Linked DNA regions of Homo sapiens: region 2 is linked to region 1. Evidence: chromatin loops called from intact Hi-C (ENCODE). Cell type or tissue: left ventricle myocardium inferior. All regions are shown on one strand. Links, peaks and the distances in the headings refer to the core of each region. The heading gives the core; the rest is flanking DNA.

Evidence for each region. Hi-C counts contacts between places; a loop is a spot of excess contacts. Peaks named below come from ENCODE experiments on the same cell type or tissue, not always from the same donor. Only the 100,000 strongest peaks of a DNase experiment are listed, where the experiment ranks them.
Region 2: a loop joins it to region 1, with 2.7 times the contacts of the local background. A loop is called at or near these places in 4 of 110 quality-filtered maps.

The regions. Positions count from the first base shown.
Region 1 is chr7:47,786,111-47,802,181 of GRCh38, reverse strand. It overlaps PKD1L1 (polycystin 1 like 1, transient receptor potential channel interacting), which reads left to right. Exons shown (of 57, transcript NM_138295.5): 54 at 1,303-1,533; 55 at 6,032-6,193; 56 at 9,385-9,555. PKD1L1-AS1 (PKD1L1 antisense RNA 1) reads right to left here and starts at 6,891. Exons shown (of 4, transcript NR_161269.1): 1 at 6,739-6,891. RefSeq lists a silencer at 15,177-15,471. In left ventricle myocardium inferior, for the core only: a CTCF peak has its summit at 9,487 (motif pointing left); no DNase peak of the experiment used is centred there.
Region 2 is chr7:47,437,844-47,453,914 of GRCh38, reverse strand. TNS3 (tensin 3) reads left to right here. Exons shown (of 31, transcript NM_022748.12): 5 at 11,860-11,912; 6 at 14,257-14,428. The coding sequence starts at 14,279. Among named protein-coding and RNA genes, the nearest start is that of SNORD151, 19 kb to the left of the region's middle. RefSeq lists an enhancer at 6,065-6,565. In left ventricle myocardium inferior, for the core only: a CTCF peak has its summit at 9,030; no DNase peak of the experiment used is centred there; H3K27ac peaks cover 3,494 bases.

The DNA of each region.
Region 1 (16,071 bases), core at 4,891-12,890:
CTCGCTCTGTCACCCAGGCTGGAGGGCAGTGGTGCAATCTCGGCTCACTGCAAAGCTCCGCCTCCCGGGTTCATGCCATTCTTCTGCCTCAGCCTCCCGAGTAGCTGGGACTACAGGCACACACCACCATGTGTGGCTAATTTTTTGTATTTTTAGTAGAGACGGTGTTTCACCGTGTTAGCCAGGATGGTCTCGATCTCCTGACCTCGTGATCCGCCCGCCTCGGCCTCCCAAAGTGCTGGGATTACAGGCATGAGCCACCACGCCCAGCCAAAAATGCTTTTATGTAAGGAAAAAAAAGCCCAGAATATAAATAATTTGTGTCCAAATTAAGTAGCAGAATTCTAACTGTGCAGCAAGTATAGATGCATAGGCATCAAGGGGAGACCGGGAGACCACACAGCTCAATTTGTCCAGTTGTAGACTCATAGATTGTGCTTTCTTTCTTCTGAGTTCCACTGATGTCTGATTTCACTTATGGAGTAAGTAATACTAAAACGAGTCCTAGTGCATTTGTAGGGAAGTCTTTGGGTACCTGTCCAGGCTTGTACATGAATCCAGCAAGCACCCACACAGAATGCAGCCCATGACTATAGCTGCAGCTAGGTAGGGCCTCTCTGTAGGCCCGTCCACAGTCTACACACACAGCCCCATGTGGACCTATGGGACGACCGCCTGATGGTCTGACATCCAGGCTGAAAAAATACTTGTCAGCACCAGGGCTGGTTGGAGCAGATGGAGTGAGAAGCATGAACGGAGCCAGTGATACAACCCCTCAGATCCCAGGCCAAGTTCCCAGTCTGTTACGACAACCAGGACCATGAAACTTAACCTGAACCAAATCTACATCAAAATTGGAAAGCCTTCCTGATGCTTCCTAAGTGATTTATTTTACTAAGCTCTGGCCAGGTGCGGGGGACATAAAGATCATGAGGGAGCTGCCCCCTCATGGCAACCATGGCTTCCTAAGGGGGCCAAAGGCCAGGGGAGCAGGCCGCTTGTCACCATAGGCAGAGGAGGCAGCTGAGGAGAGGAGAGGGCACTGGCAGGAAGAGCCCTTGAAAGGGAGGAGGGAGACCAGCCACAGTGTGGGAGGCTGGTGGGGTGGGAGGAGGGAGGCCTGGGAGATGGGTGAGAGGGTGACATACGCCTTTTGGGTTCAAAACCAGGGATGACATGATTGATCCACACTCCCAAAACTGCCCCTCCAAGTTTGTCTCTATTTTCAACATTTGGAAGTTGAGTCTTCCACTCCTAAGAAGAGGTGACAAGGTCAGTGCTCTCTGGATTTTCTTTCTGCAGCTGGTGGGGGCACTGATGCTGGCCGCCCTCTCCCACCTGCACCGATTTCTGCTCTCTATGTGGGTTCTACCACCTGGCACCTTCACAGACGCCTTCCCCGGGCTGCTGTTTCATTTTCCCAGAAGAAGCCAAAAAGACTGCCTCCTTGGCCTTTCCAAGTCTGACCAGCGGGCCATGGCTTGTTACTTTGGGATCCTTTTAATAGTCTCTGCCACACTGTGTTTTGGAATGGTAAGTAAACACATCCCCAACTTTCAAGTTATGGTTTGTAAAAGTTTCATTTGCTGTTGGGGTGAAACTCTGGTCCATGTGGACAGGGCCAGGCAACACAGGCCAGATCTCATGGTAATGAATCCCTGCCGTCCAGCTCACCTGCCCTGGGAGGTCAGGTCCGTCAAACACAGTTGGTTTGACTCTCCCTTACTCTAGAATAGTCCAGCACGAGAGCAGCCACCCCAGGGTGCCACTTCCTCCAGGAAGCTTCCCTGGCCCCCCTCACTCTGCACTGAATCACATCATTTCTTACTGTGAACTTCATCTGCAATCTCACACTGCCTCAGGGGTATCTGTTGCCTTTTCTCAGTCTTTCCATCTTATCAGAGTTGCACTCCCATCAGCCACCTCCACTGGACGTGTTCTCCAGGCTAGCGGCTGAAGGAGGAATGGCTCCCTGTTTCACGCCCTCCTACTGACCTGCCACTGGCAAATCTAGTCATGTCATACATGGCTTAAACTCCTTCAGTGGAAGAAGAGTCTCCCCCATGGTCTTGTCCTATTGCCTGGACTTGGGGTCAACAGATTTAGCAAATAAAACTGGAACCCAGTTACAGTTAAGTTTCAGTAAACAATGGAAAAGTTTTCAGTATTAGTAAGCCCCCTGCAGCAGTTCAGACATATTTATGTTAAAAGTTATTTGTTGTTGACCTGAAATTAAAATGTTACTGAGTGTCTTATATTTTACCCCTCCCTGCCGAGGCTCCGACCTGCTCTGCCCAGCCAGACCCAGGATTGCTATGCCCACATCACAAGGGTGGGACTCATCACTTCTATTTCCAGAAGGCCCTACAGGTGTTCCTATGGAAGGCTCAGGGTTGGGACCCCTGCTCTGTGCTTGACTAAGCCTATAGGCATGCTGTCCACACTTACTGAACATGCCTTCCCTCGGATCCCTCCACTGTGACTCGTTCAGCGTTAAGTTCTAAGACAGGGTCAATGTGGTGTTCCCTCTAGAAGCTCTCCCAGCACCGATTCTCCCCTGGACCCCCAAAGGCTCTGAGCATGCCTCCTCATTGCACCCATTGTCTTGTGCTATTGGTTTTTGTCTGCTTTTGAACTCTAGCCACATTCCTAGCAGGCATATTGGTGTGCCTGCCTTCTAGGGTAGTAGTTCCTGACACATTGTAGAGCCCACTGCAAGTTCAGTAAATTTAATATTCAAGCTTTGTAAGTGGATAAAAATTCTCTGCAGTCCTTAAAAGTCTACTGGTATTCTAGTTTAGTAGCTAGAGGGAAACTAAAAGTGATTGCTCATGTTCACACCTTGACAACACTCAGGCCCGAGTCCTTTGCTTTTATCAATGATCCTAGCTCCCTACTCTTGCTCATCCATGAATGCATAAATCCATCGATCACCCATCCACACACCTACTCACCAAACTAGTTACCTGTCCACCTATCCACCCACCCATCCATCCATCAATCCACTCATTTGTTCATTCATGCACTCACTCATTCAACAAAAAACTAAAGAATGCCCATTATATTCAGGCAATGGCGAAACAAAGATAATAACTGCTTCCTGCCTCAGGGAGCTCACAGTCCATAGGGGAAGACTGGCATATACAAATAATTGTGGCAATTTTTATATTTTGAATACAGTTTTTAAATTGGATATGTGATTTGTAAATCTGTAGCTTCTCCTTTTATTCTCTTAACAGCATCTCTACAGAGCAGAAGTTGTAAATTTTGATAAAGGCCAGTTTTTCAATGTTTTCTTTTATGGATTTTGCTGTTGGTGTCCTGGCTCAAATGAATTGCCAAACCCAAGGTCACATATTTTCTCCTATTATTTTCTTCTAGAATTTTTTTTGTTTCTTTGTTTTTGGTTTTTTTGTTTTTTTTTTTTGAGACAGAGTCTCACTCTGTCGCCCAGGCTGGAGTGCAGTGGCGTGATCTCAGATCACTGCAACCTCTGTCTCCCAGGTTCAAGTGATTCTCCTGCCTCAGTCTCCTGAGTAGCTGGGATTACAGGCGTGTGCCACCACACCCAGCTAATTTTGTATTTTTAGTAGAGACAGGGTTTCGTCATGTTGGTAAGGCTGGTCTCGAACTCCTGACCTCGTGATCCTCCCGCCTCAGCCTCCCAAAGTGCTGGGATTACAGACGTGAGCCACTGCACGTGGCCTTTCTTCTAGAATTTTTATAGTTCTATGTTTTACATTTAGGTTAATCATCTGTTTTAAGCTAATTTTAATGTAAGATGTGAGGTATGGAACAGAGTTCCTGTTTTTTATAAATGAATATCCAATTTTTCCAGCACAATTTTTTTGAAGAATATTTACTCCATTGAATTGGCTTTACAACTTTGTCAAAAAGCAATTGACTGTATCTGTGTGGATCTATATCTGGGTTCTCTATTCTACTCCATTGATCTTTCCTTTAGCCAATCCCATGAGGTCTTTTTCACTCTGTGGCAAATCTTAAAGTAGCATGGATGAGTCCTCCAGCTTTGTTCTGTTTTGACTGTAGGTGTTCTAGCTCTTTTGCCTTTCAATATGTTTTAGAATCATCTTGTTACTATCTTTTTAAAAAATCATGTTGGTGTTTTGATTGAACTTGCTGTGGAATTATAAATCAAATTTGGGGGGAATTGGCATCCTAATAATATTAAGCTTTTTTGATCCTAGAATTCTGTATTTCTCTCCATTTATTTAGATACTCTTTGATTTTTTTCATCACTGTTTTATAGTTCTCAGCATACAGATCCTACACAATGATAGGCAATTTTAAAGCCTAACTAGAAGTGTCCTCAAAGAGCAAGAAACTTAGATCAGAGACTCATTTATTCTTCCTAGGGAGACCAGGAAATCTTCATACAACAGGAGAGTGAGCCTTGATGAGCAGTTCCACTCATGGTGATGACTGCTGAGAGCAGCATTTTAGACAGGGGGCATGCAGGGAGGGCCATGCTGGAGTTCTGGGTCAAGTGGGCATTATGTTGAAAAGGATGGTTGGAGTCAGGAATGGAGGGCCTTGAATGTCGTGCTTAGGCACCTGGATGCTATCTTCTGAGACAGGCAGGCAATATTGCATTGAGGTCTCTGGGTGGAAGAGTCAGGTCTTGCTGTCTGCCATGGGTGTGTTGCTGGTAAATCCAGGAGGCCTCAGACCTACACACCAATGGCCTACCCTTTCAGGCTCCTGAGCATCTTTGCAGAGTTCTGAAATTTTGTGAGGGGTTCGAGGGATTTGGGGACCAATCAAGAACAAACATATGACCACAAGAGATGATAACACACACAAGCTTTATCTGGGTAATGTTTTGAAGTGTTTCCATGTGGGGGAACTCCCTCATACTTCATGCTATGAAACTGTCCACAGGTTTACAGCGTAGGGGCCAAGAACCATCCAAAAAGGAAGAAGAGCAAGGGCGATCTCAGGGGAGAGGGGCAGCAGAGAGAGAGCTTACCCCTTAGACGATGCTGCTTAGCAGCATGGAGGGGAGGCTCTGGGTCAGAAAGCTCCTGAAGCCAGCAGCAGCTTGGGGCCTTATAACATTATCAGTGGGTAACAGCTGTCCCCTGAGGTTTTGCAGGGTGTGTAAAGCTGACAGGCTCTAAATGGCTAAAATGTTTGTTTGGGTGTTTTTTTTTTTTTTTTTGAGACGGAGTCTTGCTCTGTCGCCCAGGCTGGAGTGCAGTGGCGCAATCTCTGCTCACTGCAAGCTCCGCCTCCCGGATTCACGCCATTCTTCTGCCTCAGCCTCCCGAGTAGCTGGGACTACAGGTGCCCACCACCACACCCAGCTAATTTTTTTTTTTTTTTTTTTTGTAATTTAGGAGAGACAGGGTTTCACCATGTTAGCCAGGATGGTTTCAATCTCCTGACCTCATGATCCGCCTGCCTTGGCCTCCCAAAGTGCTGGGATTACAGGCATGAGCCACTGCGCCCAGCCCTGTTTGGGTTATTTTTTAAACAATTGGATGTGTAAAAATTCGAGTTTGTTACCAGTAGGCTTTTGAGCTAACAGCTTACAGCCTGCAGTGAAGAAATAAACCACCTGGAGGCTTATAGAGCACATGTTGAGGGCACAACAACTTGCTGAGCCCAAGACCCTTTCTGGTCTCCCAGGCACAGGCACAGGCCTCTCTCCTGAGGCTCACCCACAGCTCAGAATGGTTCACCAGGGGACACTGAAACTGAGACACAGACTTTACATATGGGCATGCACATCGCGTTGATAATCTCAGTCTCCAAAGTTAGATACTGAAAACAACCTTTATAATACAATGAATTTCCATTGCTGAGATCATCTTACTGCCATTTAGTTCAATTCAGGAGAGGTATTTTCCTGATTTTGCTTTTTTTCACCAAGAAATCACTATTTTACCAAAAGCTCGTAAAGTAGCATCATCAGATATAATCTCCATTGCATAGTTTATCACGTTAACAAAGCTCTTTATTTAGGCTGCTAACATGAAATTTGTCTTTATTTTTTTCTTTTTCCTAGCTGAGAGGTTTTCTCATGACTTTACCCCAAAAAAGAAAATCTTTTCAAAGTAAATCTTTTGTGAGACTTAAAGATGTCACTGCTTATATGTGGGAAAAGGTCCTCACCTTTCTGAGACTGGAAACACCAAAGTTGGAAGAGGCTGAGATGGTTGAGAATCACGTAAGCTGTGAGATCTTGGATTACTGAGCATGATAGCACACACTCAAGATGATGGTTTCATTGCAGAATTTTGCTTTCAGTTATCAAAGCATGAGTATGTTTCCATGCCAAATCTCCTTGCAAAGCCACAAAATTAGTCTCAATCATAGTGGAACTCATGGAATTTTCCCGTGCAATTCTAAAACACTTTACAGATTACCAAGCACATTCTCCTGCCTTAACTCACTATATCCTTATAGTGACCTGTACAGTTGGAAAGACAGAGTTTATGGTCTTCCCCAGGACACAGACATGCTGTATTCTGTCCCCTGAGTTAGTCATTTGCTTTTGGTGCCTGCTATCAAACCCAAACTTCTATCCAAAACATAGAGCCTTAGGTGCATTACTTGAGTTCAGTCACCCCAGACATGCATGTAAACAAATCAAACCAGGCGTTTGCACACTGAATACTCACTTTCTTCATGGCTGATATATTAGTTTGTTTTCATACTGCTGATAAAGACATACCCAAAACTGGGAACAAAAAGAAGTTTAATTGGACTTACATTTCCACATGACTTGGGAGGCCTCAGGTTCATGGTGGGAGGTGAAAGGCACTTCTTACATGGTGGTGGCAAGAGAAAAATGATCCAGATGCAAAAGTGGAAACCCATTATAAATGATCAGATCTTGTGAGACTTCTTCACTATCACAAGAATAGCATGAGAAAGACCAGCCCCTATGATTCAATTACCTCCCACTAGGTCCCTCCCACAACATGTGGGAATTCTGGGAGATATAATTCTAGTTGAGATTTGAATAGGGACACAGCCAAACAATATCATTCTGCTCCTGGCCCCCTCCAAATCTCATGTCCTCACATTTCAAAACCAATTATGCCTTCCCAAAAGTCCCCCAAAGTCTTAACTCATTTTAGCATTAACCCAAAAGTCCACAGTCCAAAGTGTCATCTGAGACAAGGCAAGTCCCTTCCACCTATGAGCCTGTAAAATAAAAAATAAGTTAGTTACTTCCTAGATACAATGGGGGTACAGGGATTGGGTAAATACAACTGTTCCAAATGGGAGAAATTGGCCAAAACCAAGGGGTTACAGGCCCCATACCAGTCCAAAATCCAACAGGTCAATCAAATTTTAAAGCTCCAAAATGATCTCCTTTGATTCCAGGGCTCACATGTAGGTGATGCTGATGCCAGAGGTGGGTTCCCATGGTCTTGGGCAGCTCTGCCCCTGTAGCTTTGCAGGGTACAGCCTCCTTCCTGGCTGCTTTCATGGGCTGGCATTGAGTGTCTGTGGCTTTTCCAGGTGCACAGTGCAAGTTGTCAGAGGATCCACCATTCTGGAGTCTGGAGGATGGTGGCCCTCTTCTCACAGCTCCACTAGGTCCCTTCCACACTGCCCTAGCAGTTCTCCATAAGGGCCCCGCCCCTGCAGAAAACTTTTGCCTGGGTATCCAGGCATTTCCATACATCTTCTGAAATCTAGGCTGAGGTTCCTAAACCTCAATTCTTGACTTCTGTGCACCCATAGGCTCAATACCACATGGAAGCTGCCAAGGCTTGGGGGTTCCACTCTCTGAAGCCCCAGCCCAAGTTGTACAATGGCCCCTTTCGGCCATGGCTGGAGCAACTGGGACACAGGGCACCAAGTCTCTAGGCTGCACACAGCACGGGGAACCTGGGCCCAGTCCACTAAACCACTTATTCCTCCTTGGCATCCAGGCCTATGATGGGAGAGGCTGCTGTGAAGGTCTCTGACATGACTTGGCGACATTTTCCCCATGGCCTTGGGGATTAACATTAGGCTGCTTGCTACTTATGCAAATTTCTGCAGCTGGCTTGAACTTCTCCCCAGAAAATGAGTTTTTCTTTTCCACTGCATTGTCAGGCTGCAAATTTCTTTAACTTTTATGTTCCATTTCCCATTTAAAACGGAATGCTTTTAACAGCACCCAAGTCACCTTTTGAATGCTTTGCTGCTTAGAAATTTCTTCTGCCAGATACCCTAAAAATCATCTCTCTCAAGTTCTAAGTTCCACAAATCTCTAGGGTGGGGCAAAATGCTGCCAGTCTCTTGCTAAAACATAACAGGAGTCACCTTTGCTCCAGTTCCCAACAAGTTCCTTATCTCCATCTGAGACCACCTCAGCCTGGACTTTATTTTTCATATCACTATCAGCATTTTTGTCAGAGTCATTCCACAAGTCTCTAGGAGGTTCCAAACTTTCCCACATTTTCCTGTCTTCTTCTGAGCCCTCCAAACTGTTCCAACCTCTGCCTGTTATCAAGTTCCAAAGTCACTTTCACATTTTTGGGTATCTTTTCAGCAACACCCCACTCTACTGGTACCAATTTACTGTTTTAGTTCATTTTCAAGCTGCTGATAAAGATATAACTGAAACTGGGGACAAAAAGATATTTAATTGGACTTACAGTTCCACATGGCTGGGGAGGCCTCAGAATCATGGCGAGAGGTGAAAGGCACATCTTACGTGGCAGTGGCAAGAGAAAAATGAGCAAGATGCAAAAGCGGAAACACCTGATAAGCCATCAGATCTCATGAGATCTTATTCACTATCACAAGAATAGCACGGGAAAGACCAGCCCCCATGATTCAATTACCTCCCCCCAGGTCCCTCCCACAACACAGGAATTCTGGGAGATACAATTCAAGTTGAGATTTGAATGGGGACACAACCAAACCATATCAGGTGATATTTAAGCATCATCCAGTAAGGTTCTGAAGGCAGTCATATGTAATCACGGTACTGTACATTTTGATAGGGCTTTATTCTCTGTCATGTGCTTCCCCATCCATTATTGCCTTATTTTTTTAATAGTGCTCAATAAAGATTTATTAATCGAAGGGATGAAAGAATGACCTTATTTTCCCATAGCAGCATGATGCATTACTGCCTTTAAATCCATTCAATAGTTTTTTTTATGTAGGCATTATTAACTGTAGCATTTACATGTATATCTGTATACGTACATTATTATTGAAGCAACTGAGATATAGAGATGTAAGAGTAGGCCCAGCACCCAGGTCTTCTAACTGCAGGCAGAGTCAGTATGTTTCCTAACATAGCCCAATACTGTCTACAGATGATACCCCTAAATGCTTCACATAATGAGGAAAGGGGGATAATGAGATTCTTGAATGCATTTACTAATCTAATTTTCTTCCCTTCAGAATTACTACTTGGATGAATTTGCAAATCTGTTAGACGAACTTCTGATGAAGATTAATGGTTTGTCCGACAGCCTACAACTCCCCCTTCTGGAAAAAACATCCAACAACACAGGGGAGGCAAGGACAGAAGAGAGTCCCTTAGTGGACATTTCTAGTTACCAAGCTGCTGAGGTAAGACCATGCAAAATTATTTATGTCAATTTTCTTCATAGCAATTTAAGTTCTAAAGGAGTTTTGGAATAGTTGTTTTTCCAAATTATAAGGTCCATTTGCATAAATATTCTTTAGATATCATACTGCTGATAAGATATGCTCTGGCCAGAACTAAAGAACCACTTAAAAATTTAAAGTCCATGATGTGACTTCCAGTTGAAAATGGTAGCATAAGTATCTGTCTGCCCCTTATTTCTGATTACAACTGAAATCAACAAGGAGACTGAGAAACAGAAATGGAAACTCGATCTTCCCAGAAACAAAAAAAAACCCAGAAATCTATGGCCCAGAATGTGACCAGTAATCTCAAGAATGGATGCCAAGAACAGTAAAACTTAGACCAAAAGGAGAAAGGATGCTACCATTTCCAAGAGCACACAGAATTCTCCAAGTTAGACAGTGTATCTGGAGGAGCCAACAAAGGCCCCTGGTTTGGACGAATAGATTATAGAGCACTAAAGAGTTTAAGGAATCTCCCTGAGACCTAATGCCACAGAGTTCCTGGGACATAGGACTGAAGGACAAAACGTGCAGGAAGCCGTCTTTGTAGGAAGCTGTTTGTTGATGTGGCTGCCTAGGGGAGGAACTATTGGTGGTTCACAGACCTAGAGTCACACTACTTGCAAACTATAGAAAAATCAACACCAATAGACACACCATGTGCCAGGTACACAGTGAAAAAGAAGGATGAGTGCCATGCCCCAAAGATAAATAGCTTCCAGTGGTAACTTCCCTGAGATCCAGAGAGATACTCTGCTGGCCCAGAGCTGTCATGTTCACATGACTGAGTGGCAATGAAGGAGCTCTCTGAAGGCAGAGGAGAACATGAAGTACCTGCTATAAGCTCTCTGCCCCAGCCCTTCCCGGGCCCTAATTCACAACAACCCAGGGAAGAACACCGTTTATGAAAAGTTGAACTTCCACATGTAGAGAGGAGTAGAAATAATAAAAGCAAATAATTATTGCATCTATGCAAATCTGCTTCAGGAAAAAGCAGTATGTAAAAATGACCAAAAGTGAAGATGAAGGGTATAACTTTGAAAACAATTGCCATCAACAGGTAAAAATTGTAACCGAGATGTTCTCCACACAAAGGTTAAGTTAATGAAAAAAAAAAAAAAATGTCTCTTTGAAATGACAGTTTGAAGCCAAGATGAAAGAACTCCAAGATGAAATAAAAAGACAGTGAATTAACAGAGTTGAGGAAAGAAATGGAAAAGAAAAAAATAAAGCAAATAGATTCACAGAAAAGAGAATAAACTATATGGATGACATATTTGGGAAAATTCTGCAAGAGAAAAAAAGTTAAAATTGATTTTAGGAAAAGTAATACACATGGAAATCAGACCAGGAAGAATGTGCGTAAGACACGGAAAGGGTATCTATAATTAGTGTCTCCCCTAAAAAAGCCCAGAAAATTTGAACAGAAAAAAATATTTTAAAATATAATTTTAAAAGACTTTACTGGAAAAGAGATATACACCTATATATTTAAAAAAGAACTGTGTCCCAGGGAAGAAATGGATTCACATCTATTAAAACTAGAACATGGGTGGGTGTAGTGGCTCATGCCTATAATCCCAGCATCTGGGAGGCCAAGGCAGGAGGATCACTTGAGCCCAGGAGTTCAAGACCAGCCTGAGCAATATAGTGAAGCCCTATCTCTCCAAAGAAAAAAACAAAACCTGTGGTCCCAGTTACTCAGGAGGCTGAGACGGAAAGATTACTGGGGTCCAGGAGGTAGAAGCTGCAGTGAGGGGTGATCCAGCCTAGGTGACAGAGTGAGACCACGTCTCAAAAAAAAAAACAGAAAACAGAAAAAATAAAAATAAAAAATAAAACACACACTAATAAAGTCGCTGGACTTAAAAAAAGATAATCCTACTGACACCTAGATACCTCCTACCCCTGAAAATCAAGTCATCTCCAAGTGAGTTAAAATTATTTAAGTTATGGCCCGGTGCGGTGACTCACGCCTGTAATCCCAGCACTTTGGGAGGCCGAGGTGGGCGGATCACGAGGTCAGGAGATCAAGACCATCCTGGCTAACACAGTGAAACCCTGTCTCTACTAAAAATACAAAAAAATTAGCCGAGTATGGTGGCGGGCGCCTGTAGTCCCAGCTACTCGGGAGGCTGAGGCAGGAGAATAGCGTGAACCCAGGAGGTAGAGCTTGCAGTGAGCCGAGATTGTGCCACTGCACCTCCAGCCTGGGTGACAGAATGAGACTCCATCTCAAAAAAAAAAAAATTATTTATTTAGCAATTATTATTATTGTTTTAATCATAAAAAACTGTTTAAATGTGCATATGAAAATTGGGCAAATGATAGGAAAAACATAATTTTTAAGAAAAGAAAATATAATGACCAATTTTGTAAAAAATAAAATAAAATTGGGTCAGGCGCAGTGGCTCACGCCCGTAATCATAGCACTTCGGGAGGCCTAGGTGGGCGGATCACAAGGTCAGGAGATCGAGACCATCCTGGCTAACACAGTGAAACTCCGTCTCTACTAAAAATACAAAAAAATTAGCTGGGCGTCATGGCACGCGGCTGTAGTCCCAGCTACTCGGGAGGCTGAGGCAAGAGAATTGCTTGAACCTGGGAGGCAGAGGTTGCGGTGAGCCGAGATCACACCACTGCACTCCAGCCTGGGCAACAGAGTGAGACTCTGCCTCAAAAATAAATAATAAATAAAATAAAATAGAGGATTTATACAGAGGAGAAAAAATGGATAGTATTTACTATATTTGTAACATAAAAATGAAAGAATTTAATTGAAAATTTTAGAAGAAAGATAATTGTATGTATTTATATTTAAACCATAAGGTATATATTGTTATTTTTGAATGATGGGATTAAAACAAAGGACAATATATACTGCTAATTAGTGCTTAGCAGAAAGCACTGACAGACGAAATCCCATGGTATATAAAGTGGAGCAACAACAAATAAAAGTAAACTAAGTGTGTGTTCAGCTCAAATAGGAAAAATTCACAACACACACAAATATACACACAGACACACACACTAAGCAAAACAGAAGGAAAGAAGTTGAAAGAATGAAAGTATAATTTAATGAAATCAACAGCAAAATGAAGTAATCCAAGAGATGAATCTTTTTACGAACAATTAAATTGACAAATTATTGGCTAATGTATCTAAATATGATGAACAAAGTGAGTACAATTCATATACAAAATAAAAATGAGAAACAGAAAATAACCTTTAGGAAATTAAATAAATTATAAAATTTTGGAAGGAGAGAACAGTTATCATTGTTTATTATGCAACAAACTGACTTGAGTAGAGACAGAAATCTGAAACAGTATTTGAAGTTCTATCCCTCCAAAAGCACCAGTCCCAGATGGTTTCACAGAGAAAATACACCAAACTATTAAGAAGCATGTAAGTCCAGAACGACCTTCAAACTGTGCCACAGCAGAGACAGAAGAAAAGCTTCCGAATGTGTTTTTATGAAACAAGCAATTTATTGATCTAAAAACTGGACAAAAATATTCCAAATTAAAAATAAAACTACATGTCAGTCTTATTGATTTTTGATACCAAAAATCTAAATAAAACATTAACAAATAGAATCCAGCAGCAGATTAAGAAAATTATATCCCATGATCATATGAGTATTAAATCAGGATACAAATGTTTTAATATTAAAAATTTATTAATAGGCCAAGCACGGTGGCTTACACCTGAAATCCCAGCACTTCGGGAGGCCAAGGTGGGCGGATCATGAGGTCAGGAGATCGAGACCATCCTGGCTCACACGGTGAAAACCCATCTCTACTAAAAATACAAAACAAATTAGCCGGGTGTGGTGGCGGGCACCTGTATTCCCAGCTACTTGGAAGGCTGAGGCAGGAGAATGGCTTGAACCTGGGAGGCGGAGATTGCTGTGAGCCGAGATTGCACCACTGCACTCCAGCCTAGGCAACAGAAAGAAACTCCATCTCAAAAAAAAAATTAAAATTAAAATTAAAAAAAAAAAATATATATATATATATAACTGGGCTGGGTGTGGTGGCTCACACCTGTAATCCCAGCACTTTGGGAGGCCAAGGCAGGTGGATCACTTGAGGCCAGGAGTTTGAGACCAGCCTGGCCAACAAAAATTAACCCGGCATGGTGCACACCTGTAATCCCCACTACTCAGGAGGCTGAGGCACGAGAATCTCTTGAACCTGGAAGGTGGAGGTTGCAGTGAGCAGAGATCGCACCACTGCATTTCCAGCCTGGGCAATAGAATAAATAAAATAAAAATATATGAATAAAATAAAAATAAATGAAATAATAAATAAAAAAAGAATATATTAATAACCTTCACCAAACAGGGAGGAAGCTATCATTTTATTTTTTCCATGGCTGCATTTGATAAAATTCAACATTCATTCCTAAGTATTAAAACATATTCTTAATAAAAATGAAATCGATATTTTTAAAAAAAATAGGAATATAGCTCAAGTTAAATGTCAGTATTATATTTAATAATACAACATCAGAGCCTTTACTACTAAGGTTAAGGACAAAAAGATTGTCAGTTCAAAAGTCCTACAACAGGCCGGACACAGTGGCTCCCGCCTACAATACAAGCACTTTAGGAGTCCGAGGCTAGAGGATCACTTGAGCCCAGGAGTTCGCGACCAGTCTGGGCAACATGATGAGATCTTGTCTGTACAAAAAATACAAAATTAGCCAGGTGTGGTGGCACACACCTCTAGTCCCAGCTACTTGGAAGGCTGAGGTGGGAGGATCACTTGAGCTCAGGAGGTCAAGGCTGCAGTGAGCCATGATTATGCCACTGCACTCCAGCCTGGGAAACAGAGTGAAAACCTGTCTCAAAAAGCAAATGAAAACAAAGTCCCACCACAGCATTTTAAAGGCGTATGGCTCATCTCTTTCCTTTAAACCCGCTTAATTTGTTTATATATTTTATAGCTCATATAACTAGCAAGAACTTTAAATTTATAATATGGTTGAGCAGTCCTTTATATACACAACACACACTATTGTGAGTCCTTATACAGTTACAACACATAGTAATCTATACTAATTTCCTATGGCTGAGAAAAGAATTTCCCTCAAATGATGGTGGAGGCTTGTAGGTGCTGTCTTTGCCCTTATGACTTACTTTTCTTGTGTATGAGTGGGACGTTTTCAGCAACAATGCAATCATAACTTTGGTTTCATTCCACAGGAAAACACAACGCTTTCTGGACTATCACTTTATGAGGTATTTATCAAAAGTATGTTTGGCAAAAAGTTAATGCTGCCAAGGGTGGGTCTCTCTCACCTGGCTCCCAGGTGGGTTTCTGCCTGCAGAACTCAAGTTTCTGCAACATGAGTTTAGCTGGCCTCCCTGGGAAAGAACCAGGAATGTCATTGGTCTTGGAATAGGCCAAGCAAGCTGGACTTTACAGAACAGACCCTTTTTTGTGTGAGGGGATCTGAGGAAACAATTCGTTTGAATTTCCTAACTTCAAGGCATTTATTTGTTTCTTCATCTTAACCATTAATAATTAAGATTTGTATCTTTATAAACTAGAAGGATTGGATGCCTGGAGCTATCAATAACCACCTACAAATCATATTGTTCTTTGTATTTTTAAAGTGACTCATGGCAACAAAATGCGGTGAGTTGCCAGCCCCCACCTTCTCCCCCTTGCCAGCTCGGCCCCCTTAACGGTTCTTGGCACTCTGTGGCCTCTCAGCTATGTAGCCTTGGACCCCGAAGAGACCTCCCAGCCGGGGGCTGCTGCTGATTGGGCAGAAGGACCTCCGAGCTCTTGCCCTGCTCCTTGCTCGGGCCTCTTCTCTACTGCGATGACTCACCACTTTGCAGGAGCTGGCTAGGCCACTAGTCAGTGGATGCAATTTAGAGATGTCAGAAGGGTTTTTCCTCCACATATTTTCCTCTTGATTTGCTTTTGTGAATACCATTGCGTAAGGCAGGAACATCCAGAGGGGAGCGCCTGACCTCAGGGCACAGAGTCTCTCCTAGAGGATTTTTGCCTTTATTTTTTTCAGTGTAATTCCTTAGCACCTACCTGCCAGGAGGAAGGTGAGATGGTTTTTATAACTGTGGAAAATCTGCATTCCCTTTCACATTTGGGGTCCCCAACACAATCTGTGAAGACTGGCGTGCCACAGTCCACAGCCACTCTTTTCAGCAAGGTTTGTGCTCTGAACTCTGCTGGTCAGTGTTACTTAGGAGCAGGAAGCCATCAAGAGGGTGAATTTTCTCTCAGCTTCTTCCTTTAACTTGCCAGTTTGTAAAATAATGAGAAGATTTAGAATACTTAGCTTTTCCCAATGCGTTTACGTAGCCCCCGTCACAGGTGACTGTCAAAGAAATTTACTGAGTTCCCTCAAATCTAGAAGTTTTTGTAGTTATAGTTAGGTTCTGTAAACTTACTGAATCTTCATTGACTTTGGTATTTTCTAACAGATGATGCAATG
Region 2 (16,071 bases), core at 4,111-12,110, 350 kb after region 1:
AGATCAGTTTAAACAGCTGCCTGGGTGAGTCTAACAGCTGAGGACACGATGTGGCCCGGGCTGGCCACCCTTCCTCTTAGCTCTGAGTGCTAAGTGAGGAAATAAACCCGCCTCGGGCAGGTCCGGGACTCTATGTCACCAAGATCTGCCGTGTATCCGGCCTCCATCTCCCGTTTTGTAACTCAGAACCGTCTGGTGCCTCATTCCCATAACTGAGGTTTCGCTGCATACCTTTCCTTCTCTCTGGCCTGGCCACTCTTGTCTTTAACCCTGTTTTTGTGCTTGTTTATTGGTTTGGTTTTTATTTTAAAAATTTTATTTAGTTATGTTGAATTCATTCGATGAGTCATCTCAAATTCTATTTGGAATGAAGTGGAGCAAAAATGAACTAAGGAAGGAAGTGGTAAAGGAGAGAATGGGGTTGGGGGAGAGGAAGGAAAGAGGGAGGGAGGAAGGCCAGTGGGCATCAGGCATCTGTTACCTGGGATACAGAGGTGAGTAACCTGCCCTCCCAGCAGCTCGAAGTAGGTTTTGTTTTTCCTGGGGGAACTTTTGAGAGGCGGTTCTCCCTAGTGGCTAGTCCCCAGGAAGGCACAGCCACTCAGCTTCCTGGTCAGAAGGCTCTCCCGGAGAGCGCTGTTCTTGTTCCTGTCCCTCAGGCCCTTGGCAGGCTGGCCCTCGGCAGGCTGGCCCTCAGCCCCGGGCGGACATTGTCCTGTGAGCTCCATGCCTGCGTGCTCACCGTGGGGCCGGGCACACCTGCCAGCTGCTCCTGGCTGTGGTTCTGGGGACTCCCACACTCACCAGGCTCTCCCACCTGGTGGGCTATTCCAGCTGCCTCCTTTATGCCCAGAGCTGCCGAGACATTAACACGAAGAGGGGTGTGCTTGACTAAAGCAGGGGAAGGAGCGAAACGTAGGAGGAGCTGTTTCTGGAAGGGAAAAGCAGCCCTGGCCGGTGGTCCCTGCCCAGGCCCAGCACAGTAAGTTCCCAACTCCCCACGTGCCGCCTCTCGGCTGGGCTGGCACTGGGCACTTTGTCTGTCCCTGGCCACCCTCCTCTGTGGCCTCCGGTACTGGCTGCTTTGCAGTGAAGGGGCATTTCCAAGTCATTTTTCCCCTTTCACTTCAATGCTGCAGATGTTCGGTGGGACCTTGTGTCCTAAGAACCATCCGCCCCATCTGCCCCTTCTTGGGAAACTTATTTGTGAGAAGAGCAAAGGGGAGCTTCCGACTTCTTTGGAAATGCTGACATCTCTGTGTCCTCCCTGAGTGTTGCTTACCTCTCCCTGCTGCCAGTCTTCCTGAGCTGCCTCCTTCCATATGGTTCCAAACCAGCCTGAGCTCCTGGCCAGGGAGGCAGGATCCTGTGACTATTTCGTTACAAATAAATAGAGATACAATCTTAGTCTGTTGTTTCTCATAGTTGAACATGAAGGTAAAATGACAAGATGACTTTATTTTAGTTTCCCACCCTCCATGGGGTGTACTTTCTCTGGCAGTTCTTAACGATTGCTGCTTATGTTTAAAAGCATTAAGCAGAAAATCAAGTTGGGCAATCCTGACAATTAATTGGTTCCTGGTATTCTTGTTCTGGAAGGGAAAAAAATGTCTTATTAACTGTGTGGCTTTGGGAAAATCACTTACCCTCTCTGAGCATTGTTTCTCCTACTGTTAAATGGGCATTGTGGTCACAGCTGGTTTTGTGATCTAAGGGGGATCCTAATAACTTGTGGATAAAGTGCATTTCCAGGGCCTCACAGAGGCCTGACACAGAAATAAGATGATGGAATAAGTAGCTAATATTTCTTTGGCACTTATTACTGGCCAGGCACTGTTCTAAGCCCTATGTTTATGTTTCCTTATTTAATCCTTCCAAGAATGCTGTTTCTGTCTCCCTTTTCCAGATGAGAAAACTGAGTCACACAGAGGGCAAGTAAATTCCCAAGATCAGACGGCTTACTCGAGCAGTAGAGCTGGCTGCCTACCCAGGCATTAGTATTACAAAGAGTGTGTGCTGAACCCCCAAGTCGTATGTGCTGGGTGGTGGAGGAATCAATGAAGGATGAACAAATAAATGCCTTGAAATTTGCCAGCTGAATGTTGTTCAGGTTGTTGCCTTTGAAAAAGATTTTACATTTATTTCTTCTCCATTTGCTTGGTGAAACAAAAACAGAATGTGCAGAGGTGTCTCAGCCCAACCTGTTTAATTGTCCTCACCTCACACATGGCCCGGCAGCTGTGATCTGTGTCTCTCGTCACCGGGCTGTTCATAGTCCTGCTTCCTTGTGGATTTATCCGTGGCTTTTGTTTCTTTTGATTTATTTATTTATTGGAGATGGAGTCTCGCTCTGTTGCCCAGGCTGGAGTGCAGTGGCACCATCTCGGCTCACTGCAATCTCCACCTCCTGGGTTTGAGCGATTTTCCTGCCTTAGCCTCTGGAGTACCTGGGACTACAGCCACATACCACCACGCCCGGCTAATTTTTTGTATTTTTAGTAGAGACAGGATTTCGCCATGTTGGCCAGGTTGGTCTCGAACTCCTGGCCTCAAGTGATCCATTTGCCTCCACCTCCCAAAATGCTGGGATTACAGACGTGAGCCACTGTGCCTGGCCTTTTGTTTCTTTTTACAGAGCTGTTTACACTGCTAGTTTTCAGGGCTGGTCAGGCTGCTAGGAGCAGCGCACAGGCCCTGGGGACACCCAGGGGAGCTGATATTCTCTTTGCAGGCTTAGGCCTTGCTGGGATTCCTAACATGACGTCCATAAAAGGGCTGCTTTTTCTTATTTTTTAGACAGCGTCTCAGGCTGGAGTGCAATGACATGATCTTGGCTCACTGCAACCTCCACCTCCTGGGTTCAAACAATCCTCCTGCCTCAGTCACCCAAGTAGCTGGGTTTACAGGCACCTGCCACCACACCTGGCTAATTTTTGTATTTTTAGTAGAGACGGGGTTTCATCACGTTGGCCAGGCTGGTCTTGAACTCCTGACCTTGTGATCCCCTGCCTTGGCCTCCCAAAGTGCTGGGATTACAGGTGTGAGCCACCATGCCCTGCCAAGGGCTTCTTTTCTTTCCTCTTCACCAAAAGCCAGTGAGGACAAGGAGAGGCAGGGAACGGGGTGCCATGTTTAACCTATCCTGGCACTGCCCTGCACCCATATTGGCCCCTGGGTAAGCAGGAGTGAGGGCCAGTGCTAGTTACTGCTTCTTTGGCCAGCCTGGGCTGTAGCTAGAGGCCTGGCAGATAGTGGAGACCTGCTTTCTGCCAGTGGTCAGAGCCCCCCTGGGAAGAGGGATGGTCACCTCTGCTCCAGGGTCTTGGGTCTTAGGGAGGCAGAGATGCTAAGGGGACTGCTTCTTAAAGGGTAGTCTTGGGGAATTATGTGAGAAAACACTTAAAAAATGTGTATTACCGTTTTCAGTACTTGAGTAGGCACAGGGTACTGAGGTCAGCTCAGTGGGTGAGAAAAATCCACAGTTTATAGTCATGTGTATCCAAGTCACACTGTTAGCTTTTACCGAGCTGTCAAGCTGATGCTTAACCACATTGCTATTCTGTGGGCACTGTCTTCCTAAATAGGCCCCAGTTATTCCATGTTATGACCTTGGGAAGGAGCAGATGTCACTGCTTTTCATCCTATTCTTCTTTTAGATAAGCCTGTTAAAGTCAATGGGTACATTTATTTTTGTTAACCCAAAACTAAAGCTAACTAGCTGTCTGTTATTGAAATCTAATAACAGCATCCTCATGCCTCTTCAGATGGCCAGATGACTCCACAGCCACTTTGGGATTAGTGGTTCGTTTCTTCCTTTCTTCATTCTACAGACTGCTGTGCTGGGTGGCTATTGTGTGCAGAGTGCGGCCCCAGAGGCTAGAGATACCTCTGGGAGCTAGACTGCCAGTGCCTCTGCTGGATCCGCATGGGAGGGGGCTGTAGAGCTCAGACGAGAATTCACAGTTAGTTGTTTTCTTGCAGTTGTGGTCGGCACAGTAAAGTAGACCAGGGCTGGGCGTGGTGGCTCACGCCTGTAATCCTAACACTTTGGGAGGCCGAGGCGGGCATATCACCTGAGGTCAGGAGTTCAAGACCAGCCTGGCCAACATGGTGAAACCCCATCTCTACTAAAAATACAAAAATTAGCCGGGTGTGGTGGCGGGCGCCTGTAATCCCAACTACTGGAGGCTGAGGCAGGAGAATCACTTGAACCCGGCAGATGGAGGTTGCAGTGAGCCAAGATCACCCCACTGCACTCCAGCCTGGGCAACAGAGTGAGACCCTGTCTCAAACAAACAAACAAAAACAAAACAAAAAGGAGACCAAAGTAGAAAGGAACATATGACTCAGGTCGGGTAGGGAGATCAGATTATGCTTTGCTGGAAGTTGCCATCTGAGCCAAGTGCTTGAGAAATCACAGGAGTTAACCAGGTAAAGCTGGGATACATGAATGAGGAGCATTCTAAACTGTGTGGTATGTGCAAAGAACCTGGGGCAGGAGGAAGCACAGCAGGTAAGGTAGGGACAGGGAGTGAGGGAGGCACATGAGGAGGCAGGGGCTGGCTCACCCAGGGCTCTGAGGACCAGGCTGAGCACCTGCCTTTCACCCCATGGCAATGGGACGTCAGTGAAGGATGCTCCATTTGAAATGCCGCACTAGCATTAATTGCACGACATAGGCTTGGTTTGCTGCAGCTGACTCTACTCTTCACACTGCCTTCCACCTGCAGGATACGCACCCGTGCCAGGCGCACAGTGCTGAACGTCGAGCAGTGACTTCCCTGGGCAGTAGAGATTCTGTACAGTTTAACTGGATGTATCGGCAACATACAGTGCAAGGCTCAGGGACAATCTGCAGTGAGCAAGGCTGGCTTGTTAGTCTCAGGCAGGCATTGGACATTTTTGTCTTTATTCTGTGAACAGTCTCACAAGGGAGACATCATTGTCCCGCTCCACAGATGGGGTCACTGAGGCTCATGAGTGCCCTGGCCCAAGATTCTGCAGCTGGCAGGTGGTGTGGGACTCACACCCAGGTCTGTCTGATTTCAGATTTCATTACTATACTGTGAGGTTTTGGAAACTGTTGATTTGTTCAAACAAGCAGTCGAAGGACATAGGTTAAAAAAGAACCAAATTCTGGCTGGGAGCGGTGGCTTACGCCTGCAATCCCAGCATTGGAAGCCGAGGTGGGTGGATTGCCTGAGGTCAGGAGTTCGAGAGCAGCCTGGCCAACATGGTGAAGCCCTGTCTCTACTAAAAATACAAAAATTAGCCAGGTGTGTTGGTGGGTGCTTATAATCCTAGCTACTCGGGAGGCTGAAGCAGGACAATCGCTTGAACCCAGGAGGCAGAGGTTGCAGTGAGCCGAGATCGTGCCACTCCATTCCAGCCTGGGTGGCAGAGTGAGACTCTGTCTCAAAAAAAAAAAAAAAAAAAAATCGAATTCCCACCAGAGTTGGGCTCTCATTGATTACAAGCTTGTCTCGAAATTAACCTTCCTGTCAGGTGGGGGCTCCCAGATCCTCAGCTGTGGAGAGGAACATCAAACCAGCTGGGATCCCACCCCACCTGGGGAGGATCCCATGTCTCCCTGGGACGTCGTGGACTTCAAGGAAGTTTTGTTGCAGAGGGAATGGGGCCTGTGTCTTTCACTCTTCCCTCCTCCCTGTGCTCCCCCTCTGCATGCCCCACATGGGTGAGTGCAGAGGAGGCTGCTGGCTTTCTGGTGAGTGTGCTTACTCCTGCCCGGGTGGTGGCCATGGTGTTGATGTGACAGCCAAGGGAGCAGCTCCAGGGATGGCTGCTCTGGAAATGTGCTTTGGCAGTGGCCTTGGGGAATCTCCAGTGGCCCTTTCAGTCCCAGCAGTCCACAGCCTCCCCTCCTTCTGCCAGGGCCCCCAGCCTCCTGCTGTCTTCTCTGCCTTCTTTAGGTGGATGTGCTTGGCTCTTCCCTTGTTCTGCTCCCAGATGTGCAGAAAGACTCTTTGAAGCTCAGGTCTTCCTTCTGATCAGGGCTGTCCTCCTGAGCAAGAAGCCGCAGTTCACAGTGGAAAGCATGGTTCTCATAGAGATACTAGAGCGAGCATCATCACATGTTCTAGAGTTGTCCGCTGGTCTTGGCAAATGGCGCGTGGTGGGGTGGGGCGCTGTGGGATGGGATGAGGCTTTAGGGTAGGGTCTTTAGGGTGAAGCCTAGGGTGTGCTAGGATAGCGCACTGCAGGATGGCGCCCTGCAGGAGGGCACAGCGGGACTGAGAACTGTAGGGTCACTGCAGGACCATGTGCCATAGGGCCACTGTGAAAAGCAGGTTTGCCCTAGTGTGCCATGCGTGGATTGCTAACTCCAAGGTGAGGTCGGGACATGAGCGCACAGTCCTGGAAAGAGGAGGGAGATGAGGCCTAGGCGAGTGGAGGACCTTTCCTGAGGCTGCAGGTGCCAAGCGGTGGACCCTTAACTTGGACCCAGACTGCCTGATGTGGAGCCTGTGTGCTTTGCCATAAGGCTAGGCTACTTTCTCCCAAAAGAGGTGTTTTTGCCTTCCTGCCGCTTAGTCTGCTCTCGCCCACTGCTGTGACACACTAGGAAGTGCTCTGTCCTGGGCAACAGAGCAAGACTCCATCTCAAAAACAAACAAACAAACAAACAAACAAACAAACAAACAAACATATGTGGAACCAGAATGACCCTCCAGGCAGTGCATCTAATTTTTTATCTGAGGAATGCCTCTCCTCACTTTTCACTCACTGACTCAGGGAGTCCAGGACTGGGATGACCTCCAAGTGTTTGATCCACAGCTGTCATTTTACCGGAAGAGAAAGGGAGTTTAGTGACCTCATTGACCTCATTGAGCCCATGGGGCCAGTTTGTCACGTGGCCAGGATGAGCTCCAGGACCTGTAGAAGGAAAATGCTTCTAAAGAGCAGTCTGGCCGGGCACGGAAGCTCATGCCTGTGATCCCAGCACTCTGGGAGACCGAGGCCAGTGGATTGCTTGAGCGTCAGAGCAGCCTGGACAACATGGCGAGACCCCCATCTCTACAAAAAAAAAACAAAAATTAGCCGTATTTGGTGGTACATGCATGTAGTCCCAGCTACTTGAGAGGATGAGGTGGGAGGATGATCTGAGCCCGAGAAGTCACTGAGAGGCTGCAGTCAGCCGTGATCATGCCACTGCACTCCAGCCTGGGCGACAGTGAGACTCAAAAAAAAAAAAAAAAAAAAAAAAAGGCAGCCTGGAACAGGGCGGTCTTTGCAGGCTTACCTTTTGCAGGTTTAACCTTAACCACAGATTCTACCTGGGCCTCCCTTTTCTCTTTCTCTTATTTGGGTGTTGAAGGCTGTGATAAGAGCATGCCAACAGGGACACAGGTGAGGGAGGCATGGGCTGGGCAGAGGCTGGGTGGGAGGCTTTGCTGTCTGGGTTTTTTCACCCTGGAAAACAAGAGAACAAAAGAAGCAACTTGTGTTTCTATCTCATGGAAACTCTAATCACTAAGGGCTTGGATTTGATTGACATTGGCGATAGGGTCCACAAGGAAACCACAGCTTGGGAAGGCTTCTGAGGACGTGAGCAGGCAGCTCTCTTTTCAAAACACCTAGAGAGTGGAACCTTGCCTCTATTAAAAATACAAAAAAATTAGCTGGGCATGGTAGCAGGCACCTGTAGTCCCAGCTACTTGGGAGGCTGAGGCAGGAGAATGGCATGAACCTGGGAGGTGGAGCTTGCAGTGAGCTGAGATCGTGCCACTGCACTCCAGCCTGTGCAACAGCAAGACTCTATCTCAAAACAAAACAAAACAAAAGAAAAAAACACCTAGAGAGTGAGTTTGCAACACAGATTTGCAGGACTGGTGCCTACAAGTAGAGAGAGTTTTTTAAACCTTATATGAGGTTAGGATTTCGGGTTTCTCAGGAGCCAGGTTTAATATAACCTATAGCAAGTTAGTTTCTCAGTCATCCTTCAGTCATGAAATGCATTATGGTGCACACACAGGGTTTAGATTTGTGCAACCCAAGTGTAGGTGTATTGTTTACTTTCAAATAAAGACTTACAGTGACATTGTATCCCTGAGTCTCCTCTTGACAAGCACAGTATTTCAGAAACTCTTGGCGGCAGTTCCAGTTCAGTATGGGGCCTGGTTCTCATTTTAGTCCAAGTCAAAGCAGCTGAGGGGGTTCTACCCCAGTGTGTCAGGGGGACCTGTCATAGGCATGTCCTCTACTTGGTTCCAGATTTAACCCCTGAATGATTCAGGGGGATTTTAGTCACATGAGATCTCAGACGCTGACTTGGAAGTGATGGAAGGGCCATAGTTTCTCTGCCCTTTTTGGCACGGGGCTAGAACAGCTCCCCCAAGCAAGAGTCTTTTATCCTCACTGATGTTCATGTGATTCAGGGGCAGCCTGTGCAGGAGAGGGTGTGGACCACCTGAAAGCCAGGAGATGGAAGGAGAACAGAGTTTTGGTGTCAGAAGGTGCTACTGCAGCTTAACTGTGGGATTCCAACACGTCCGCCCACCAAATCCTCATTTCCTCATCACCATCCCTATGTTACCAACCTGTAACATGTAACATAGGGGTGGTGATGTCTGCTTACTGGGGTTTCTGCTGGGCTCCGTGCAATGCTCTTCAGGGTTGTGCTATGGAAGCTGCTGAGCACCACATGCCTTGGAGGTGGCCAGACCTGTGTTTGCACATCTGGAGGCATGAGGTGGACAGATGCGGGTCTGGGGCTGGGGATTTGAGTGGGTGTCAAGCTGTCTGTGTTTTTGGAGGGTGGCCCTGAGCTGTGCTGGGTTTCTCGCCTCGATTTTAAGTGGATGTAGACTTACATAGAAAATTGGGTATGTTGGGGGACGGGCTGAATTCCTCCTTCCTGCCCCTCTTCCCAATACAGAGGTTAAGGAAGGGGTGTCTCTGGGCAATGCTGGGACACTTTACAGGAACCCTGCATTTCCGAACACTTCATGTAAGCAACTTTGTGCAATTCAACACTTTCTGACTTTTCACCAGCTCAGGTGCTGGGGCCTCCCTGTGGTGATAGCACAGATTACAGTTTCCTCCATTGGCCTTGACCTTAGAAATTATATAACTATTGGTTTAAAAGGTTTTTTTTGTTTGTTTTTTTGGCAGTGGTTGCAATTTGTATGGTTTCGGGGTTTGAACATTGGAGTTACTGTATCGAGGCCTATAATGCTGAATTGGATTCAGAGACTATTGGATTGAGAAGATCCCGTGGGTCTGTCTGACCTGCCCTTCTCACTCTGCAGCTGAGGAAATGGGCCCTGGGTTCCGTCAGGGACAGCAGAGTCCTCATGCCTTCTGGGACCCTTCCCTCCTTCCCTCCTGCCGTCAGGGCCCCGCCTGAGGGACGGTGACACTCCTACCCCATCACGTTGGTGCCGGCAGTGAGCAGTCACGTATTTGTGTGGTTGTCATCTTGGAATGATGTGTCATGTGAGAGTTAAATAGTTTTGCCCCATGAGTTATATAATGCTGTTTATATGTTAAGTTGCGTGCCAGTCTTTCACGGTCAAATGATAAGCGTGACATAGGGTCTGAAGCGACAGCCCACTTGTAGGAACTGGGCCAGTGTACTCCAGCATGGCATTGCAATGGGAGTCACTGTATTTTGGATGCGTGGTCTGGTGAAGATGTGGGACACATATAGTCAGATCCTGGTGGGTTCATGTAAGACCCAGGACCATGGTCGATCAAACTCCTTGCTGTTCTCCCCTGAGATGTTGGCTTATTGAATACTTTTTTGAATTAAATGGGACCCTGGTTAAGCTGAGTTTCCCCATAATGAGATTGGCTCTATTAGGATTGCATCTGAGCTGCTTGAATTTGAGTGTTACATGTACAGATTGTATGAATTAACCTAAACGGGTTTTTGATGTATCATTTCCTTACCTTTTCGGAGACTTCATTTTAGTGCATTCAGTTTACTCTGGGATTGTATTCTAAATACTTTTTTTTTGTTGTTTATTTGTTTGGGACAGAGTCTTGCTCTGTTGCCCAGGCTGGAGTGCAGTGGCACGATCTTGGCTCACTGCAACCTCCTCCTCCCAGGTTCAAGTGATTCTTGTGCCTCAGCCTCCCGAGTAGCTAGGATTACAGGTGTGCGCCACCACGCAGGCTAATTTTTGTATTTTTAGTAGAGACGTGGTTTCACCATGTTGGCCAGGGTGGTCTTGAACTCCTGGCTTCAAGTGATCTGCCCGCCTCGGCCTCTCAAAGTGCTGGGATTACAGGTGTGAGCCACTGTGCCCGGCCGTATTCTAAATACTTTTTATACACACTGACAAGTTGTCCTCTGAAATCTTGCATCTGTTTATATTTCATCAAAACTTTAAAAAATGTTTTCAAGATTTTTATTTTTGCTGCTCTACTAGGCAAAAGAGTAGTCTTCTGTTTTGTAGCTGTCTAGTCTGAGCTGTGAAAGGCTTTGGGTTAGGGCTTTGAGAAGATCAGAGGAACATGTTTGGAGCCTCCTGCAGCTTTGTGGGCATAGGGGATGAGCAGGGGGTGCAGCTCAGATGTCAGGGGTGGGCGGGGTCTGGAGACCACGGGACTTCACTTGACCAGGTCTGCCCAGCACGGGCAGTGGCCATGCGGTGCCAGGCTGGATTCCAAGCCATTGACAGAATTACCTCAGTGAATCCCTGGACAGCTCCATGAGACTGGCCCTGTCTGTTACTATTCTCACTTCAAAAGGCAGGAGACAAAGAAGTGGAGTGGCCAAGGGGCTTTCCCGGGAAAAACAATGAGGAGGTGGACCCAGGGCTGAGCTCACCGGCACCTTGGTGTAGAACTGAAGAGCACGCCCCTAGATCCTGCCCCTGTCTTGGGAGGCTGAGACGATGATCTCTGTGGTTTTGGAATTGGCGCTAGGCTTTGCATTGGTATGATTTCAGGAAAACATCTGTATTGTTGGTCTCCGAAATATACATAGAATTTGTTTTCTGTTCATTTCTTGCCTAAGGAGTCCAGGTGAGCTGCACCTGCCTGAGTGGGATCCCAGGTGTGATCGGGGGTGTTGATGCCTCTGATGGTGGTGTCTGTGGGCCTGCTTTGATCGGGGAGCAGGAGGAGTGCCGGAGGCTCTGTGTCCCCCCAACTCGGGGGTCTCTGGGCTCCTGTGTGCAGCATTACCTGGCTTGGGGCAGAAAGAGACTTTGAGGGAGCCCTGTAGTGGGTGTCTGGGTTTCCCCATTCACCTCTGCCATCTGACAAGATCGCTTCCCTCTTTGAGTCCCAATTTCCTCACTTCTGAAATATTGAAGAGCCTTCTTACTCACACAGTTGCTGGGCATTTTTCCTGAAATAGTAGATCTCTGTCACCATAGTATATAACAACCCTTACACACAAGGAAGAGTTATATAACTATAAAGTAATTATAACCCGAGTCTTTTCTCCCTGTTGAATAGGCTCTTTAAAAAAGAGTAGGTATGACTGAGAATTCCTGAAAGTCACTCATTAATTGGTTCTTTCAAGTAAATAATAGCAGCCATGATAGTCATAGCGCTGGTGTCATCTGGCACCTCCTGTGTTGGAGGGCAGGGCACTGTTTGCAGGCCAAGCGATGCCTACCTTGCCCTGACTGGAGGGTGGCCTCACTGGCTCCTGTGAAAGCCCGTCCTGATGCTGGTTAGTGGCACTGCGTCCTCTGGTGAGCTGAATCACACAACATGGTGTAGACCCTTCTGAGGTGATAAGGTGGGCTTGTAGTTACGATTGACTTGCTGTTTATGATTAAACTGTGGAACGGCTGTCATTGTTCCCTCTCAGTGGTGTCTGTGTCATGTAGACTGGCAGGAAAGGAAACTTCAAAATGACCCTTGTTTTGTTATTTGCAGGCTCCAGGGAGTTCCACGCTGTCCAGTTCTCTCTGCCGTGATAAACCTCTGCGGTGAGTGTCTGTGTGGGTCATGCATTCCTGTGTCTCTGGCTGTAGGTCAGCTCTCTACAGAGGAAACTTGGGCATGGCATCATTTTCTTCTGTAGAAATCATAATTTCTGCTTTGGTTGTAAACATTGCCAATCAAAGGTGATACAGGCCAGGTTTTCTGTCCGTTTCTAAATGCTGTGTCAGGGTCAGAAGCCCAGGTGGTAGAAACACCTGTGATTGTCTTTGAATAAATAATTGCACTGCTGAGGCCTGATTGTGCAAGTGTCACTTTTGGGGGAGACTCCAGGGTGTGCTGGCAAGAGCCCCTTTAGAGCAGATGAGGGGGGCCCTGAGCCAGCATCTTCTGGAGAGGCACTCACTGTGGATCCTCATGACCGTAGGAAGCGCTTTATTTCTGTTCTAACAGTGTTCAATACATTTGAATTGGAATGAAATCCATGTCTGATAAATAAGGTAGAGAAAACAAAATCCTTGGGAATTGTTTGGATGCTGATTTGAACAAATCAACCTTAAAAAATAAATGTATGGGCCGGGCACAGTGGCTCACACTTGTAATCCCAGCACTTTGGGAGGCTGAGGTGGGGAGACCACAAGGTCAGGAAATCGAGACCATCCTGGCCAACACAGTGAAACCCCATCTCTACTAAAAATACAAAATTAGCTGGGTGTGATAGCGCATGCCTGTAATCCCAGCTATTCGGGAGGCTGAGGCAGGAGAATCCCTTTAACCCAGGAGGCAGAGACTGCAGTAAGCCGAGATTGCGCCACTGCATTCCAGCCTGGCGACAGAGCGAGACTCTGTCTCGAAAAAATAAAAATAAATAAAAATAAAAATAAATGTATGGTATTGGATGTTTGATGTTATTATTTCTTTTTGAGGTGTGATAATGGCATTGTAGACATTTTAATCAAAAAGTGCCCTTATCTTTTAGAAATAAATTCTGCAAGATTTATAAATGAAATTACATAGTATCTGGGATTGCTTTAAAGCAATCAAAGTGGTGGAGGAGATTGCTGGAGATATTGATGGACAGAGGTTAGCTGTGTGTTGGTAATTTTGAAGTTAGGTGATGTGGGTACATGGAGGTTTGCAAAACCATTTTATATGGTTTTGAATTTTTCCAAAATTAAAAGAAAGAGAGAAACACATAGGAGTAGTAAAAATGAAAACCCCAAAGCTGGTGGCAGCACTTTGGAGGGACTTAAGGACACGTCCCGTGCACCCATGCCTCTGGCTTTACCTCATGGGGGCACCGATTGGGTTCAACCCCATCCCCTCTCCCTGGAACCTTTTCCACCTCCTCCTGGATACCACCCTCAGCCATAATGTTAGGAGCACTCCTGGGAGGGGCTCAGGCCTCCCTGGGGCCCACAGGGCTGGTGGAGAATCTGTGGTCTGTGGGAGGCCCTTGTCTCCAGTCACATTGGGTGCCTGACTCCACACTGCCAGTCCTGCCCAAGTCCTCAGCCTGCTGGCCATGACATGACCATTTCTGCCCTCTTCCCTCTTCCCTCCTCCACAGTCTTCATCTCACACTTGGGGGCCTGCCCTGGCCACCTGGGCACCTGGTTGGGTGGCCAGCCCCACATTCTACCCTGCATCCACCTGGCCTGTGGCTAGCTGGGTGGGGTCCCAGCGGGGCCCCATGGAGCTCTTAGCCTTCTGATAGGAGTCTGCTGAGTTGCTACTCAGTAGATGAAAGGCCGCTTTGATTATGCCCCAGCTGGTCCCCTCTCCACGTGAGGTCCTGCCTCCTTCTTGGGCCTGCAGGGTCCTCCACGACCATAGCTGGCCACCTCACCAGCCTCATCCTTGGCCGCACCTCCCCCAGGATGCCGCATACGGACACGAGGAGCTGCTTGCTGATGTTTGGCTTCTGCTCACACCATCTCCGCTTCCTCCTGGCCCCCTCCCGGTGCCCCCTCGTGCCGACCTTGACACCTCAGAGCAGGGTTGAGGCTCCCACTCCAGGAGTCCCGCCTGGAACCCTGTTCCTGCTCCCAGTGTAACCACAAAGAGTCCTTCCCGCCTTCGTGCTTTTGCATTTGAGCCCATGCGTCACTGCTCTGAGTTGCTTTCTCTCTGTGCGTTCCCTGACCGCAGCTTGCGGTACCCCGTCATGCCCTGCTAGGAAAATTCAATCTTGTGCCCCTCCCCACACTGCCCGCTGTTATGGGAACACAGCACAGAGGCTGCACACACTGTAAATTCCCGTAGCTGGCCGCCCAGGTGCTGATGTGAACACCCAGGGGATGAGTGTCCGTCGTCTTCACCTTTTTCCTAGAGGATGAATGTCTGCTGCCTCCTTACCCTGTTTCTGATCTGCCCACTGCTCTCTCGCAGGCCCGTCATCCTGAGTCCCACCATGGAGGAGGGCCATGGGCTGGACCTCACTTACATCACGGAGCGCATCATCGCTGTGTCCTTCCCTGCCGGCTGCTCTGAGGAGTCCTACCTGCACAACCTACAGGAGGTCACGCGCATGCTCAAGTCCAAGCACGGGGACAACTACCTGGTGAGCGGTGGGCGGCTCTGGGAGCCTTTGGGCAGGCTCTGCAGCAGGCACTGTGTAGGGATGGGCACTCACAGAACACTGGTTTACACATGAGGGAGAAGCTCAAGGGCCTGGGCTCACACAGCTGTCCGTGGCGCCTTCGTCCTCTGTCTCTCTGCTGCCACGCCTGGGGAGGAGACTTATGTGTCTCTGTAGGTAGCTTTCAGGGACACACGACTGCTGACCGCAGGGATGGCTGTTGCCTTGTCCTGCACTCATCAGTGAGGCTGGCTCCCCAGTGCCTTGGGACATGTCCCCAGCCAGCCACCCTTGCGCTCCCATGCTGCATCCCTCGTATCAAGAGACAAACTTGTGACTCTCCTCCTGAGCCAGAAATTAGGAAGACAAATTAGGTGGGCACCCAAGAAACCAGGGGCTGCCCTGGAGACAAGGAGACAGCTTGATTTTCAAAACACACTTGTCGAGTTGATGGTGGAGCCACATCTGAGGAATAATACAGAACAGCCTCTCACCATCTCTCACCCTCTGATTGGCCCCTTGTTTTCTGTTCCCATGGTTGGTAGCCCAGGTGGAGGCTGACTTCCTTCTGCTGTCAACAGTCACTAATGGGATTGAATGACAGCTCCCTGGCACCCTCTCTCTACCTGCCTTGTTATCTCTAGTAAGGAGGCCTCCTTATCTGTGGTAAAGCTAATCTGCCCTGCAAACCTACAAGGTGTTCATTGTCTTCCTTGCTGGTCTGCTCCAATGACTGGGGCACCAGTGGCTGGGAGAGGTGGACCCAAGTGGCAGAGTAGGATGTGGCCTCCGTCTGATGCCAGAGCAGCCCTGGCCCAGGTGCTACCTGGGTCCTGACCCCTCCCCGATCCTTGATTCACTCAGGCTCCTGCCTCTTTCTGGTCTTGAAGCCCGTCTTGTCTGTGACCTGGCAGTGGACAGGAAGTGGTGGCCAAGCCCCATTTGATGGTGGTGCCTCTCACCAGGGGCCCTCTCCTCCTCAGGGCTTCCTCCTTCATCACTGAGGCGGTGTGCTCTGCAGGACCATGGCTCCTTCCTTTGGAAGCCACTCCCAGGCTGGTCAGCGCATCCTGAGTCTCCTCTCTGGCCATCCTTCCCCTCTTCCCCAGTCCCCCTTCCCCAAAGAGACCATGCAGAGGGCCTGGAGCCCTGGCCAGCACCTGTCTGTGGGGCCTTGTCAGGGCCAGAGCTCTCCCTGCAAAATGGCTATGGCAGGGATCTTTTTCTTGTGCAGGGTTAGAAATGAACTGTGGGTCACAAAGCAGCGCCCCCCCTTGTCATAAACAGGGCTTGCTGGGTGACCAGGACAAGCCCCCACCCTCCACTTTCCTCACATCTCTGACTCTGAAGTGAGAGGGACGTTTAGTTAATTTTTAAGGCTCCTTGCTGCTGGAACATTATTATTATTATTATTATTATTATTATTATTTTCATTTTGAACTACTTGAGTATTTAGCAAGGTTCCACAAATGGCTGTGATTTTTCAGTGAACTTAGGCCATGGCTTTTGGCCGGGCATGAACTCAGCCCTTTCCAGGCCTGGGGCCACCAGGCCATAGAGGAGGGACAGCCTTCCCCACCATGTACCACCTCTCTATCGGGTCAGTTTGTGTTGTCAGGAGCAAG